Regions from separate parts of the Homo sapiens genome. Here region 1 is linked to region 2. A link is an interaction called in ENCODE POLR2A ChIA-PET data of the cell type or tissue named here. Cell type or tissue: MCF 10A. All regions are shown on one strand. Region 1 overlaps OSBPL3 (oxysterol binding protein like 3). Region 2 overlaps OSBPL3 (oxysterol binding protein like 3).

The links. Peaks named below come from ENCODE experiments on the same cell type or tissue, not always from the same donor. Only the 100,000 strongest peaks of a DNase experiment are listed, where the experiment ranks them.
Region 1: POLR2A ChIA-PET joins it to region 2 with 28 read pairs; 24 of 35 experiments call an interaction of 5 or more read pairs at or near these places.

The regions. Positions count from the first base shown.
Region 1 is chr7:24,822,169-24,830,168 of GRCh38, reverse strand. The region is part of intron 16 of OSBPL3 (oxysterol binding protein like 3); the gene reads left to right. Among named protein-coding and RNA genes, the nearest start is that of GSDME, 69 kb to the right of the region's middle. RefSeq lists enhancers at 3,526-4,031, 2,918-4,117. In MCF 10A, no CTCF peak of the experiment used is centred here; a DNase peak (open chromatin) is centred at 3,818.
Region 2 is chr7:24,967,344-24,975,343 of GRCh38, reverse strand. The region is part of intron 1 of OSBPL3 (oxysterol binding protein like 3); the gene reads left to right. Among named protein-coding and RNA genes, the nearest start is that of OSBPL3, 8.8 kb to the left of the region's middle. RefSeq lists an enhancer at 3,333-3,988. In MCF 10A, no CTCF peak of the experiment used is centred here; a DNase peak (open chromatin) is centred at 3,863.

The DNA of each region.
Region 1 (8,000 bases), 150 kb after region 2:
GTTCCATCACACTCTTGCCATAGAAGTAGCATAGAGTAATACTCAGGCTTCAGACAGCCCAGGATCCGTCCTACCTCAGTTCTACCTCTTACTAGCATGATAACCCAAGGCAAGTTACATAGCTTCTCTGTGCTTTAGTTTGCTCTTGAGAGTGGAGAGGATGACAGTTATATGTACCTCACGTGGTTTTGTGATGATTCAATGAGGCACTGTCTGCAAAGCACTTGGAGCAGCATCTGAGACATGAAGATACATGTTATATGAGTGTTTGCTGTCATTATTGATGCATGCCAGCAGAGTTTATAATGGTGGAGTGTTGGGAACATCTAAAATGCTTGTCAACAGGGGATTATTTACCTAAAATAGAGTGTATACATATTGAAATTTTAAAAAAAACCTCTAAGATATGCAGAAAGAAATTTTATTAAAATTATAACAAATTTAAAAAATAAAATACACCCTCTCCCACCTTGTTAAGGTAGCAATCAAACACGTCCACTCTCTGTATATCCCTAAATCCCTAGGGACATTAGACATCATTGCTTCTGTACATTTCTCACCCCCTAGTTCTTAGAGAACTGAGGAGAAGGGGGGTGGATTGCTAAAATATTCTTTTATCTTGCTGCTCTCTTTATCAATGGATTTGCACTACAGGGAGAGGAGGGGAAGCGTGGGTTGGCTGAGAGACTTATGATGATAGTGCTTATCTTAACTGTAAATGATAAGGAGTGTTCTCTGGAACTCAAAGGAAAGTGAATATACAGTAACCCAAAGCACACTGTCAGTAGCTTGCCAGTTAGAAGCTAAAACAAGAAATTAAACATGGACTAACACTGGGGAAGTAGGGAGTTAAATCAGTAGTTAAAGGGGATAAGATAATCTGTGTGATTCAGAATTCATCTGGGTTATTTAAATACTGAACCTAAAATAGAATGAGAATAAATGAAAATATAATTTGGTTTCCATGGTATCATATGCACTCTTGTGAAAAAATAAAGGCCAAAAATAGCCTCAAACTACAGCAGACAATCAGGACAGGATGAATAGCTATAAGAAAAGAATAGTAACATGAGCTGTGTAAAGTTGAGCTTCAGTCCTCTGAGCCCTGGTGGGACAGGGCCAAATTCAAGATCTGTTTGTGTATTTCCCATGGTGGCACAGTGGGGGAGAAATCAGAGCTCCTGGGCACATGTGCACAAAGACAGAAAGAGGGTTACATAACTCAGCATTTAGTTCCATGAAATAAGCAAGAAAGAGAACTGGTTATTGTTAGTAGTTTAGAATGTGCTGGGTGTAGGATGTACAGACCTGCCTGCTTCAAATCTTAACTCCACAATTTGCTCCATGTGTGACCTTATGTAAGTTCCTTCAACTTTCTGAGCCTTCCTTTTTAAAAAAAAAAAAATCTGTAAATTAGGAATGATAATGTTTGACTAATAGGTTGTAGTAAGGCTTAAACAAAATAATACACTGATGGAAATATTCAGTAAATGGCTATTGCTCTTATATTTAGTGGGAACTTCTACGATGCCTTTTTTTTTTTTTTCTTTTTTTTTTTTTTTCAGACAGAGTCTCACTTTGTCGCCCAGGCTGGAGGGCAGTGGCACAATCTCGGCTTACTGCAACCTCTGCCTCCCAGTTCAAGTGATCCTCGCACCTCAGCCTCCCGAGTAGCTGGGACTACAGGCTTGTGCCACCATGCCCAGCTAAGTTTTGTATTTTTAATAGAGATGGCATTTCACCATATTGGCCGGGCTGGTCGCAAACTGACCTCATGGGATCCGCCCGCCTTGGCCTCCCAAAGTGCTGGGATTACAGGCATGAACCACCACGCCTGGCCTACAATGCCTTTTAATATAAAGTGTTAAGAATAGTAAGAGTTTGGAAGGCTGAGGTAGGTGAATCACTTGAGGTCAGGAGTTCGAGACAAGCCTGGCTAACATGGTGAAACCCCATCTCTACTAAGAATACAAAAAATTAGCCAGGTGTGGTGTCACATGCCTATAATCCCAGTTACTCAGGAGGCTGAGGCAGGAGAATCACTTGAACCTGGGAGGTGGAGGATGCGGTGAGCCGAGATCGCACCACTGCACTCCAGCCTGGGCAACAGAGCAAGACTCCATTTCAAAAAAAAAGGGAAAAGAATAGTAAGAGGAGTGTTGACAAGGCAGAGAGGAGGCTGAGGAATGACTTGATGAAAGAAAACTAGAAAGGCATATATCTATAATATATACTTTCTTATGTTCAAATAAGATATGCTATATCTCCACTTCTAGTACAAGTAGTTTGAAGGGGACTTGATGTCGCTGGTGAGTCTCTGACAGAAAATGGCTGTCAGGCAGCCAGGAGTTCTCACAGCTGGCTTCACCATGGTCATACCACCAGTCCTGATCATCATGGAGCTGCTTCATCTGTCTGGAATTTAGCCTGATGGCTGCAGATAGTTGGTTATTTTAATATACCTAAGAATGGATGAGTCTCTCAGGGATAAATTCACACTAAGCTTACAAGAGACTGATGTATATAAACTAGAATGCTACTAAATGCATTTACTGTGAAAAATAGACCTGCTATGGGGATCAGAAAGCATTGTCCAGTGTGACTAGGTATGATTTTCCCATAGGCAGATTACTTGGGAAGCCAATGAGAATCCTAAGTGAGCATACAGTGTGAAGATGCAGCTATGTGATTCAGTACACCAGGCAGTCCTCTGCCCTAGAAGTGGGAAGGGTGTAGGGCCAGGGCCTCCCTTTCCCTGGCCAGCAGGAGCCTATCAGCTCAGTACCCCTCTTTCCCTCTCCCAATGCTGTCTATTCTAATTTAACACATCTGAAGAGAGTGCCAGAGCATTTATTCTGTTTCCTGCTGGTACCTGGTATGGCTCTTTCTGCCTCCAGCCCAGGAGACAGTCTACCTTGATGGAGACAGCATGACTCCGCCCTTGTCCATTATGTGTCATTGATAAGCTCTCATGGCTTAGAGGTTTGTTTTCTTGTGCCTCTCTACAATGAGTACAGGTTTCTGGATGACTAGTATAATAAACTGGGCAAGCCCCCCGAATTAATATTTTTGGGTGGAATTTTTTTCTAAGGAGGATAATGATGGAAATTGTATCTCCAAGCTTAAGGACCTGGCAAGAAACAGCTTGGCTTTTCTTCTGAGTTTTCTAGACAACAGTCTGAGTTGGAAAGTGATGGCTGCCTCTCTTCCAAGCCCCTTGATTTTGTTGTCTTGTGGATTTGCTGGGCATGTGGATGTTCGAGGTGGTGAGCAGCCAGGCAAGTGGAAGTCATTGCTGCTTGAGAGTTCGACTCTGTCGAAGCTTGCCTCTCTGTATTGTTTCTCGTCTAAAAGACCCAAAACCACAACATCAAAATGATTCATGTGGTCAGAAATCAGAGAAAGCATTTCTTGTTAAAAATTTTTCTTAGAACAAGTATTAGATTTGTAGAGTGCTCCGTGCATTCATGATCTTACTTGATCTCCAAAACGGCGCTCTGTGGAAGGTGAGGCAGGGATCAGTTACAGGCGAGAAAACCAAGGCCTAGAGGATTTGAGCTTCCCGGTGCCCCTCAGCAAATGCTAGAACCCAGCCCCTCTGTTTCCATCCCTGCCTCCTTTTCCCCTTACTCTCTGTGGGGTCTCTTGTGTGGACTCAGTGACTATGCTCAGAGCTACTGGAGTACAGTATACACAAAGCAGCCCTTTGTGTATGCTGTTCGTTCTCACCATGCAAAATCTCTCCAGACTCACATAGGACTTTGTTCTCCACTCCTGTGGTAGGCAGGGGTGTGGCCTTTGTGAAAGAGGACCGATCAGGAGTGAGTCATAGACATTCCTGTCCTAGGTTCTGACCCTCTGGCTCTTCCACCTTCTCAGAGGTTTCCTTTGTGCCAAAAAATCGGTTTCAACCTTGGCTTTCTACATAAACTCACAAAAGGAAGAATTCAGAGAGGAAGGACTTCCCTTCTTTCCTTACTGTTCAGGGACTAAGTATCCTCTGGCAGGTGATTCCCTGCTTGCTGCGTCCTCCTGCTGCCTGGCAGAGCTAACACACTGGTTTTGAGCTGCATCAAGGGAATAGATGGGTCAGAAAACTTATTTCAGTTGGCTATGTTCCTTTTTTCATACCTTTGGGAAAGGTTTGGTGTTGAAAGGATATGCAATTAAGCTACAGTCTAAAAGTAGCTTTTCCTAATTACATGAAACTTTAGTTGTCCAGATCATTGTTCATTTTAACCATTTACCCACCCACCTGCATACCCTTGACAGTGTCAGAAAAGCTGAGTGCAGTTATTAAAAGTTACTAAAATGTAAGAGATTGAAATGAAGATCTTTTCTTTTGCTCTACAGGCTCAGCCTTTCTTCCTTTTCTGTTATTTATTGGAGGACTCTGAGTCCATACATTCTTGGACAGGCTTATACTTGCCACACCCATCACTTCCTCCTTGCACACTCATGTCACCTCTGCATAGTCCTTGTATCTACTAGTTAGCAGAGTTATTTATTACTGATTAAATAAGTAAAGATACTGTCAAAGGGTAAATTCTTAAAGACACTCAAAGGGTAAATTCAAGCCGTTCAAATAAAACCAGCAATAAATCAAATATGAGACAACTAAACCATTGCTTTGTGGTTTTCTCCATTTCTAGGTCAAGTCAGCACTTAATGTGTTTTTGTTTTTTAATTTTTTGCAAGAGGCCATGTGTTTATGAGATAAGTGATTCACTCTGAACATGGGAGAAGGGAAAATAATTGGCATCTGCATTCTCCCCAAAATCAGGCCAGAATTCTTGGCATCATCCTTAATAGCTCTTTCTCTCATCATTCACATCCTCTCATCAGCAAATCCTGGGGTCTCCCTTCAGAAGCCTTCCTTCTACAGCCAGCCATTTTCACTTTCTCTCCCATGTGATGCTGGTCACCTAGCTCAGGCCACTAAAATCAATGACTGGGATTATTGCAGTAGGACTCACTACTGGTCTCCTGTTTCCAGAGCCAGTTAATTCCTTATCCAGCAGCCCCAGTGACTGCTTAAAACAGAAGCAGCAGCTGCTCTAAATCCTCCACCAACTTCCCAAGTCACTTGGAATAAAATCCAAAGTCCTGGCCATGGTCCACAACGCCCTCGAAAATCTCACCCTCAGACACTTCTCCTACTTACCCCACCTCCTCATTTAGCTCTGCCAGACTGGCCTTGCTTCTTCTGCTTCATACCAAGCATTTTCCAGCCATTGGCCTTTGCTGTGTCCCCTGCCTGGGACGTGCTTCTCTCAGATATCTGCATGGTTAACTTCCGAACTTCTCTCAGCCCCACAGGTTTCCATTATTAGAGTCCTGCCCCACCACCCTGTCTGACCAGCACTCCTACTCACTGTCCCCACATCCTCATGCCCTGCTTTATTTTCCTTAACACAATTTCTACTGACAAATTATGTGCTTCTTATGTGTCGTTTGTCTTACCCACTTCCATACTAAAATATAAATTCCATCAGGGTAAGAATTTTTACCCTTGGTGACTAGGACGGTGCCTGACACATCACAGGCAATCAATAAGTACTTGATGAGTGACCTGGAAAGAATGGCCACTTGGTCCCCTCTCTGGATGACTTCTTCACCTGGCACTTGCCCTCTTTTTCGTTATTGCCCTGTATTGCTGCAGGGAAATCAGGACCTAGGAGGACTGGATAGTTATGCCTTGGAGCAGTTGCAGGGGAGAACTGATGTACTGAAGGGCTACTTTTCTAAATCTGAAAAATAAAAACTTACAAAGTACAAAAATACTGAAAATACCTCCTTTTCCTATCTGCTTCTCCCCTGACCTCTTATATAAAGTGCATTCAAAGCATAAATTAAAAATGATTAGGTCAAGGTAAAGAAAGGCCTCAGATATATAAATAAATTATAAATTACCAGAATTCTTAACTGCCAGGGGAACTGTATTGGGGCTTGTAGAAAGAAAGATAGATACATGTGTTACCATATAAATACTTGCGTAATAAAAACCATGTGTACTAATTTCTTGAATGCTTGGGCATCCTTACCAATCAAGAATTGCTCTTCTTTGATTGGAGAGGACGTGATAGGGAAGAATGCTTAAAAAAAAAGTCTAAATTGGGTTTATTCAACAGGCTAACAGACAGCATCTCCTTCCAGGGCTGGGTCAATTCAGACAAATGCATTTACTGCCCTTTTTGCCTGAATTAAAATGTAAGGAGAATACAGACTCAACCAAAATCCTGCAATAACAAAGACAGGTTAGATTCTGCTCATTATTCTCTACTCTAATAGATTTTAGAAAGATTGCCATCAACAAAGATTAAGTGATTAACTGTGAATTACCTTTTTCCATGGGCATTGAAGTTAATCAAAGCCTTTGTATAATTTTTTCAAGTTGGCCAGCATCCGCCACCACCTTTGATGCTAAGATTCGAAGAAGACATTAACAGCAGATGTTAGAATCAGAGCATTTTGAAGCCAAGAGGGATCCTCACACCTCATTTTACAAAGAAATATGCGAGACTGAGGTTGGAAAGGTCAAATTCAAAAGTTTTTTTTCTCTAAATGTCCATGAGAAGGAACCTTAATGATGTGTCCTGGCTTTGGGGAGGGACACGAGCCCTGGATCTGGAAGAGGATGACATAGGTTTGGAGTGCTACCTTTATCACTCATTAATGTTGTGGCATTGGGGAAGCTCTTTGCTGGCCAGAACCCCTATTTCCTAATTTATAAAATCAGGCTCACCAAGATACAAGGCTGCCCTAAGAACTAAGTGAAAATACACTCATTTTAGAAATCTATATTTTGATTTTTTAAATGAGTGTATTTTCACTTAGTCTCTTTTAAATGAGTATATTTTCACTTAGTCTCTGCCTAATCCACATCAGTGTATGATCCTGGACAGTTTGTATGTGTTCTTTTTTTAGTTGGCCGAGTCAGTGGAATCAGCCTTATTTCACAGATGAGGTGACAGAGGCTGAAGGGACTGAAAAGCTGTGAAGGTCATACAGCCAGCAGATGATGTTGCAGTCAGGGCCCAGGTCCATGGAACAACAAAAACCTTTCCCTCGTTCCCGGACACTAGTGCAGCACATGGCAGATGCTCCAGAAATAGGAGGAAATATACAAAATAATAAGCTATCAATGTAAATCTCCCCAGAAAGCTTTGTAAAACTCTTAAAAGCAATGTGGGCCAAATAAACCATTCCCAAAGGCCTGTGTAAGCCATAAAGAAATAAGCAAAGTTACTGATATTTGAAGGTTGAGACTTATTCAGAAAATGTGTTGAACCCATCTAAACATAATCTGCTAAACATTCATTCATTATCTAACACAATAGTTTAAAAAAATCAAGGTTGGGTTTTTATGAGATGTGTGTATACTGTAGGGGTTCTCTTGTAATTCATATGGATGTATATTTATCCCTGTTTTATGGGGTTTAAAATTATTACAGAAGAGGCGTATGGTTTTTATATACTGTGTTTACATTCGGCCATACCTGTAAAGATGCCAAATTCTTCATCAAAGCTATAGTGCTCCTCTCCCACATTGCTACATTGTTTTTGTGGGATGAATATAATCTACTTCATAATAATCCACTTTAAAATATGTTTACATTATGGGGGAGAGGAACATTTCATAGCTTTCCTTCCATTTCATAGTGGGTCATGCCAGCTGGGGTGGAGAAGTGGGGAGTGGGGATTGTCTTGAGCTGATTAATGGTTATTATTATTATAGATAGTGTCTCACTATGTTGCCCAGGCTGGTCTTGAACTCCTGGATCCTGGGCTCAAGGGATCCTTCTGCCTCAGCCTCCCAAGTAGCTGGAATTACAGGGCTATGCCACTGCACCTTGATTTTGTTTTATATGATCCCATGGTTTCAAAGCTAGCTCCGTTGTTTTCATCGAAAGACAGCTAGTGAAGAAAAGGAGAAGAATGTAGCATTTTTTAATATAAGGTATCTCCAAGTGGTAGGATTTTTTTAAAAAAGATAACTG
Region 2 (8,000 bases):
TCGAAGTAACAGAATTCCTTGTTAAGTCCATGAAAAGCACCTGTTCTGGTTGCTCTCATCTTTGGACCAAGGAGATATTGCAAGGAGATCTCAAATTCACACATGTAGTAATCATTGTCTGTAGAATAAATATTTTGCCTATGTTATGTACTATTTTTTCATATCTACGGTAATGCTGTTACTAAAAATGTACTAAAATTGTTATGGAATTCAAATGGAATTTTTGTGAATATTTTATGGATCAATGAATATTTCACATTTTAAAGCAGATTTGAAAGACCCTTTCTGAATTGGCTCCTGCTTCCCTGTCTAGACTCATAGCTCACCACTCACCATTGAGACACAATTCACATATTATACAAGTCATCCGTTTAAAGGTACAAAATTTAATGGATTTTAGTATATTCAGAGTTGTGCAACCATCACCATAATTTTAAAACATTTATCACCCTCTAAAAAAGTTTGCACCCATTACCAGTCATTCCCCATACTGCCCGTCCATTCCCCTAATCCCCACCCACTAATTTACTTTATGCCTGTATGGATTTGCCTATTCTAGACATTTCATATAAGGGGAGTCATATAGTATGTGGCCTTTCGTGTCTGGCTTCTTTCACCTAGTATGTTGTTTTCAAGGTTAATTTCTGTTGTAGCATGTATCAGTACTTCATTCCTTTTTATTGCCTAGTAATACCCCATTGTATGTATATACCACGGTTTTATTTATCTATTTGCTAGCTGACGGGACTGGCATTTCTAAAAAAGTTTGATTCTAATGTGACCCTAATGTGTAGTCCAGAAGTTCCTTTGGGCCCTGTTCGCTGTTTTATCTTGGGGCTAGAACAGAACCTGGCACAAGATAGATGCGTAATAAACATTCAGATGACTGCAGCATTTTACTAAAAGTGTAACTCCTATTATGTTGCAGTCAGCAAAATGTGTTGTCGTTAAAAAGAGGTCCTCATAGTTGATGGTTTACCTACTGATTTGAACAAACGAACTGTTAAAAAGAGTCAAGGAACTTTGAACATGGCTGCAATGCTACAGTTTTTAGGATTTGCTTTGAAATAATCTGGGGGTGAGGAGGGAGTACAGAGGAAACAAGGCTGTCCGTGAGCTGACGATCGTTGAAACTGGGTGATGAATTCTCTATCTGTGCTGTCTGCCAGGCAGCCGTTGGTCGCATGTGGCTATTCAGCCTTTAAAATGTGGCTAGTCCTTACTGAGAAGCGCCGTAGGATAACACATACACTGAGTTTCAAAGATTTAGTATGAAAAATAATGTAAAAATACCTCAATTTTTAAACATCACGTGTTGAAATGATAATATTTTGAATATATTGTAATACTGTGTAATTAAAACTAACTTGTTTTCTTTTACTCTTTGTCTACTTAAGAAATTAAAATTACATCTATGGCTCCTATTACATTTCAGCTGGGCAGTGCAGTGCTATACTTTTGTACATGTTTGAAATTTTTCATCATAAAAAGTTTAGAAATATCAAAGTCATCTTTTTTAAAGTCTGGAGTATAATATTTTTTATAAAGGATTCCTCTGGTATGAAAGGATTGGGAAATATTGATTTTTTTCAAAGATGCTTCTTTGCAGAAGCTTGTGCAGGCAGGCTGTAGCCTTCCAATATCATTCCTGGGCTTATTTAAGCTATGTGAACATTTAAAAATTCTTTTATAATAATAAATGGAATAGCAGTGTGAAGAATTGCTTCTTTAGTTATTAATCTAAATGATTTTGTTTTGAAGTTGGTGATATATTTCCTTCATCTTGGAAAAATACAGAAGACTCACTGGTAATTTCCTTGTTCTTAGCCACATTGTTTGTACCCCTGAAATTGAATTTTCTCTGGACTTGGTTTATAACTGCCTCTACCTAAGTCTGTTGTTTGAGAGCCAGAATATGGTTGTTTCTAGATGCTCCAAGACCCCTTGAGTATGAGTGGAATATGATTCTTAGGGAATAATAATAATATTGTGTGGGTTTAAAGCCAAGAAGCAAATTTCTTTCATAAAAGTTTCTTTAGATGAAAATTATGTTGCTGTCTATATGTCTGTGTTTACTTATGAAAAAAATATCTGAGGTAATCAGCCCAGTTCTCTGAGTGGGTGTGGGCTGGATGAACAATCTTAGTGGAATTTTCATCTGTGATTTCTGAGATTGTGTGAGAGTAGATCTGAGTTAAAAAAATAGCTTAAATGTAAAGCAGAGCAGAATCAAATTGCAATGAGCAATCCAGTGTGGGATTGGCAGAGGATCTCTGACAGTTACTATAACTAAAGTTTGCTATTTTGTTTACCCTCTACAGTTAAAATACTAAAATCTTTATTTTTAGTATTGTGTGGGTCAGATACTTTCCTCAATGTAACATTTCTCCAAATATGTATTAAAATGTAGTACTTGTAAAGATTCCCACACTGGTTTCCTGTCTTGATATCAAATATTGTAATAGTTACAAGAACTTTAAAATTATAGTTTACATCTTATAAAACAAATATTTCTCCCTCCCCAAGTAATTTGTGGTGGACAGTCATCTGAAATGTTTAGAAGCTAAAGCTAATATATATATTTTAATCTACATATATGTATATATATGTGTGTGTATATTTATGTATGTATATATTTTTTAATCTCAGCAACTCTTATTAAATTTGAAGTAGATGCCTCCCTAGAATTAAAGCATGCGCTAAGATTTTTGCTCATACGTTTCACAAATATTTATTAAGCACATGCCATGTGCCAGACACCAGGCTGGGTGCAGGGGATGTGGCGATGAATTGAACAGATGTGGAACCTCCCTTCAAGGAGCTTACAGACTAGAAGGGGATATAGACATTAAAGAGTTGCAGAGAATTCATTAATTACAGTGGGGAGATGTGGCTCAAAGGGAATGAGTCTGGCTTTTAATTGGGACCCTGGAGAGAAAGGTTCCATTTTTCTGTAGGTTGTGATTCAGGTTGCTGAAGGAAGAGAAAAGAGAATGTGGCTGGGGAATCCTCAAAGGAGGATGAGATGAGCAGAGTCCTGCCCTTTTGTGTCTTTCTGCCATTGCTGGAGGCCATGTAGAACTGAGTGGGAGGAGGCCTTAACTCCTCTTTTGATTTGAGGTTTTGAATTTCTCTCTCTGATGCGACACACAGGTTTGTTTATTTGCTAATGGGAGTTGAATCCAAAGTTGAGTTTTTAACACCTTTATAGCAGAAACGCAATGATATCTAGCAACCTGTCCTCCAGCATAGCCCTGCATGTAGCTTAAAATAACTTGCTGGCTAGATTCTAGTGTAGCTTAGTTGTCTGGCATCTGAGGCAAAGTGGGTTAGGGGTATGTGAAGCCTAAAAGAATACAGGGAAGCCCACTTGGGTTTTTCTCAGGTGTAGGGCTGCTTCATGCAAATTCCTGGCATATATAGAATTAACTGAGGTTTCCTTCGGAGCTTGTTGGAGCTATTAGGGAATGGGAAACCATCCTTCCTTTGAAGGTGGAGGTAATTATGAATAACAGTGATAACAGTGGCAGCCAGTAGCTGTTGGGCGCTCTCCATGTGCCAGGCTAAGTGCTTTACTTACGCTACCTCGTTAGATCTTATCACTTAGGAAGTGGTTACTATCATTCCAGTTTATCACTGATAAAACAGAGGCTAGCGAGCAGTCACTTGCTGTTTGGTTTTTCCAACATCCCTTTACCCTTCCTGATTTCCATTTGAGAAGTCACTTCTTGCCTTTGGATATAGTCTGCTGGGACCAGAAGGAGGGGCCCCATTCCCCTCAGCTGTGGCCCTGTGAGCCAGGTCAGTCACATGCCTCTCTCTGGACTCTGGGTGTGGGAGGGTCATGGAGAGTCTGCTGCGAGATGTGTCATGGCCAGACCATCTGTGCATACAGCTTTGTTGTGGTGTAGCTTTCCATTCCACGGAGCTGTGCCCGGGCTTGCCTCTCCAGCCTCCTCTTAGTTCCTTGAACTGATTTGTTTTCTAATACATTTTCTTTGGCTTCATTTACCAAATTGTTTTCTGTTGCTTCCACCCAAAGAACCCTGGTTATCCAGGCTTAGAGAGGGCGAAGTAGTTTTCCTATGATCACGCACACAGCAAGTGGCAGAACTGGGGTACAGTCAGGTCTTTCGGCCTCTATTGCCAAGCCCTTGATTAGAGACCCCCTCTGTGTGCTGAACAGCACTGGACTGGCAGTCCGAGGATCAGAGGATGGATGTAGTTCCTGTGGTACCTGCCTCTGGGGCCTTGGGCCACTGCCTCTTTGAGCTGGACAGGGTAGACAGGATGAAATCTATACATAACTAGGTGACACCCAGTTTGAGAGGATTTTCTTGTCCATGAGACTTTTGGACACATTTTGCCCCGGTTTTCTAAAGGCTTTTACTTTGAGGTTTGAGGAACGGTCTGAAGCAGTGGTTTTCAAAGTGTGACTCCAGGAGATGTATCAGTGTCATCTAGGAACTTGTTAGCAGAACTTGGGTGGGGCCCAAACCCATGGAATTGGAAACTCTGGGGGTGGAGTCCAGAAAACTGGTTTTAACCCTTCAGGTGATTATGATGCACACTAACGTTTTAAGCCCCAGACATTTTCGTTTTATTAAAAACAATTTATTATGTACAAGGTGCTACCTAGAAGTAGGGAGCAGGCAAATGTTAATTAGCCACAGCCCCGACCTCAAAGAATATTCACTTCAGTTCGGGATATATATGTTTATAGCACTCCTCCTTCTCTCTACAATTGTGTTTTTTATATCTATCTATCTGTATCTATATCTCTATATATTGATCCATCTTTTCTCTACTTATATAAACAAGATATTAAAGTGCTATAGGAGCTCAGGAGGAGTGAGGGAGATGCTTTTGCAGAGAAGTTGAGTGTTTGAGACACATCTTGAAGGGCACATGGGATTGAGATAAAGAAAGGGATGAAGGGGCTGAGTGCGATGGCTCACGCCTATAATCCCAGCACTTTGAGAGACTGAGGCAGGCAGATCACCTGAGGTCAGGAGTTCGAGACCAGCCTGGCCGCGTGGTGAAACCAAGTCTCTACTAAAAATACAAAAATTAGCTGGGCATGATGGTGGGCACCTGTAATCTCAGCTACTCGGAGGCTGAGGCAGAAGAATCGCTTGAACCGGGGAGGTGGAGGTTGCAGTCAGCCAAGATGGTGCCACTGCACTCCCTAGACGACAAGAGCGAGACACCGTCTCAAAAAAAAAAAAAAAAAAAAAAAGAAAGGGACGAAGGGAAAGGTAGGAAGGACATTCTAGGCAGAAGTGGTAGGTTAGCTAGGATGAAACAAGGCATGACATTTTAAGAGTTGGTGGACTATCCGGTTTGATGAAGAGAAGGACTGTGTAATGGGAAAAGTAAATGGAGAGGTAGATTAGGGCCCAAGTGGTATAAGTCCTAAATCCCATAGTAACTCCAAAGACTATGCTGTAAACAGTGAACAAGGAGGTGACACGGTAAGAGCTATCTTAGCAGAAAGTGTTTTGGTGGTGACAGAGAAGGGCAGAGGCTGGGAGTATAGGCACAAAGTGATGAGACCTGAACTGGGATGGTCACAGTGAGAGGAGAAAAAAGACAAATAATATCAAAATACTGGAAAGTTAGAATGATAGCCCCTAGGAACTAGGGGTTGGGAGTAGGGTTGAGGGAGAAGGCAAAGATGATTCCACAAGGGATAATAAATGGTGTTGGTAAAATCAGGCAAAAAATAAAATAAATTCCACATGGATCAAAACTTTAAAACAAATAGAAATACAAAAAAATACAATACACTTTTAATAATAAGATGAAAAATCCTTTCTAGATAGGACACAAAATCCAGATGCTATAAAATAAAAGATTGATTTATTGATTACATATCATTTTTGCGGGGTCAATTTTTAAAAACTATGTCAAAAGGCAATCAACACATTTAGGAAAATAATTGCAATGCATATCACAAAGACCTACTTTTATCAATATATAAAGAACTCCAACAAATCAGTACGAGAAAGGCCAGTTACTGTAAAGGCAAAGAGTTTGAACACATAGTTCACGAAATGGCATACAGATGACTCATAAACATATGAAAACTTTAACTTCACTCATAAAAAGAGAAAATGCAAATGAAAACTTCATTGAGATGCTATTTTTCACCTATCGGGTTGGCAGACATCACAAAATGTGGTAACAGTGTTGGCAAAGTTTTGAAGAAACAGGTATTCATACATCGTGGATGGAAATGTAAATCGGTCCAAACTGTAGCGAGCCATTGGCAGTATCTGTCAAAATTGGAAATGCATGCACTCTTTGAATCAGCAATAACAGTCCTAAGAACTTTATCCTACAGATATGCAAAATTCACAAAATGATATATATGCAAAATTGTTTCTTGGAGTATTTGAATAAATACCAGATTGCAAGTAACTTAATTTTCATCAGTAAGTACTAATTAAAAATAATAGAGCCGTTAAAAATGAGGCAGCTCTACATTTTCTGATATGGAATGATATGTGAGATTTATTGTGAAGTTAAGAAAAAAGTGAAGTATAGAATATCCATATATAATATATATTTTATATGAAAGTATGCATATACACATGGACATATATTCATGCATATATGCACACATGGATAAAATTGGTGGGCTGAGGCTGGCGCCGTGGCTCACACCTGTAATCCTAGCACTTTGGGAGGCCGAGGTGGGCGAATCACCTGAGGTCAGGAGTTCAAGACTAGCCTGGCCAACATGGTGAAACCCTGTCTGTACTAAAAATAAAAAAATTAGCTGGGCGTGGTGGTGTGTGCCTGTAATCCCGGCTACGCAGGAGGTGGAGGCAGGAGAATCGCTGGAACCCGGGAGGCAGTGGCTGCAGTGAGCCAAGATCACGCCACTGCACTCCAGTCTGGGTGACAGAGGGAGACTCCGACTCAAAAAAAACAAAAAAACTGGTGTGCTGAAGCCAGTTTACACCGGCATGTGGGAACCAACTGTGCGTGACTTCCCAAGCCCTTGGCTGATTACTTCATGTTGGTAGTTTGAAGCCAGCCACAGTGGGAGTATTTACACCATGGAAATCAGGAAACATAACACATGAGGACATTTTTGTTTTTGTTTTTCCAGAGAGCTGGTTGATAAACATTTAATTGTACTCACTGTATATATAAAAATATAAAATATCTTTTGAAGATTATACAAGAGGTTGCTATAACATCAGACTGTCCTAGGAAGGGGTAACGGAAGGCAGGATAGGTGTGAAGTTGAAATTATACCTTTTGAATATTATTCCAAGTAAATGTATTACTCCAAGTAAATATATAAAGCAAACCAAAAAGTAACTGCAGAGTTTCAGGCGTATGTGACTGTGTTATTTATGGTGCCATTGACTACTGCTGGGGAAAATAGGAAGATGAGTAGATCTTAGAGAAAGAGAGTGCTTTTGGTTTTGAATATGCTGAGCTTGAAGTGTATGGGTGGTATCAGCACAGACATGTCCAGCAACAGTGCAAGAGAGAGGGCAGAGCTGTTGATCAGTTCTGGGAGTCAGCAGTTTAGTTAAAATTGTGACAGTTAAGGGGGCCTTTACCTATAGAACCTTTGGGGCAGGTCCCAGGAGAGAAAGGGGGAAGCCTGTAGTACCTTGGGGAAGGTAAGCCAAGAGGTAGGTAGGGGAAGGGTAACTAGTCACAAAGATTGGAGGACCATAAAATAATAATAATGGTAGTTTCTTAATGAAGTATTTGCTGGAAGTGAGACACTATTCTCTGTACTTTTTGAAAGAACATCACCTGATTTAATTCTCACAATCATTCTCTGGGGTGGGTACTTTTTCCATGATAACCGTTGAGTTGGGGAGGGTAATGTCAAAGAATAAACCAGGAGAGATCTCATGGGAAGGGTGTTAATAGAGCAGGACCTTGAAGTGTCCTGGTACAATTTCAAAAGGTAGAGAAATGGGAGAGAAGGACATTTCAGGTAGAGGGGAGTGATGAGCAAAGGTGAA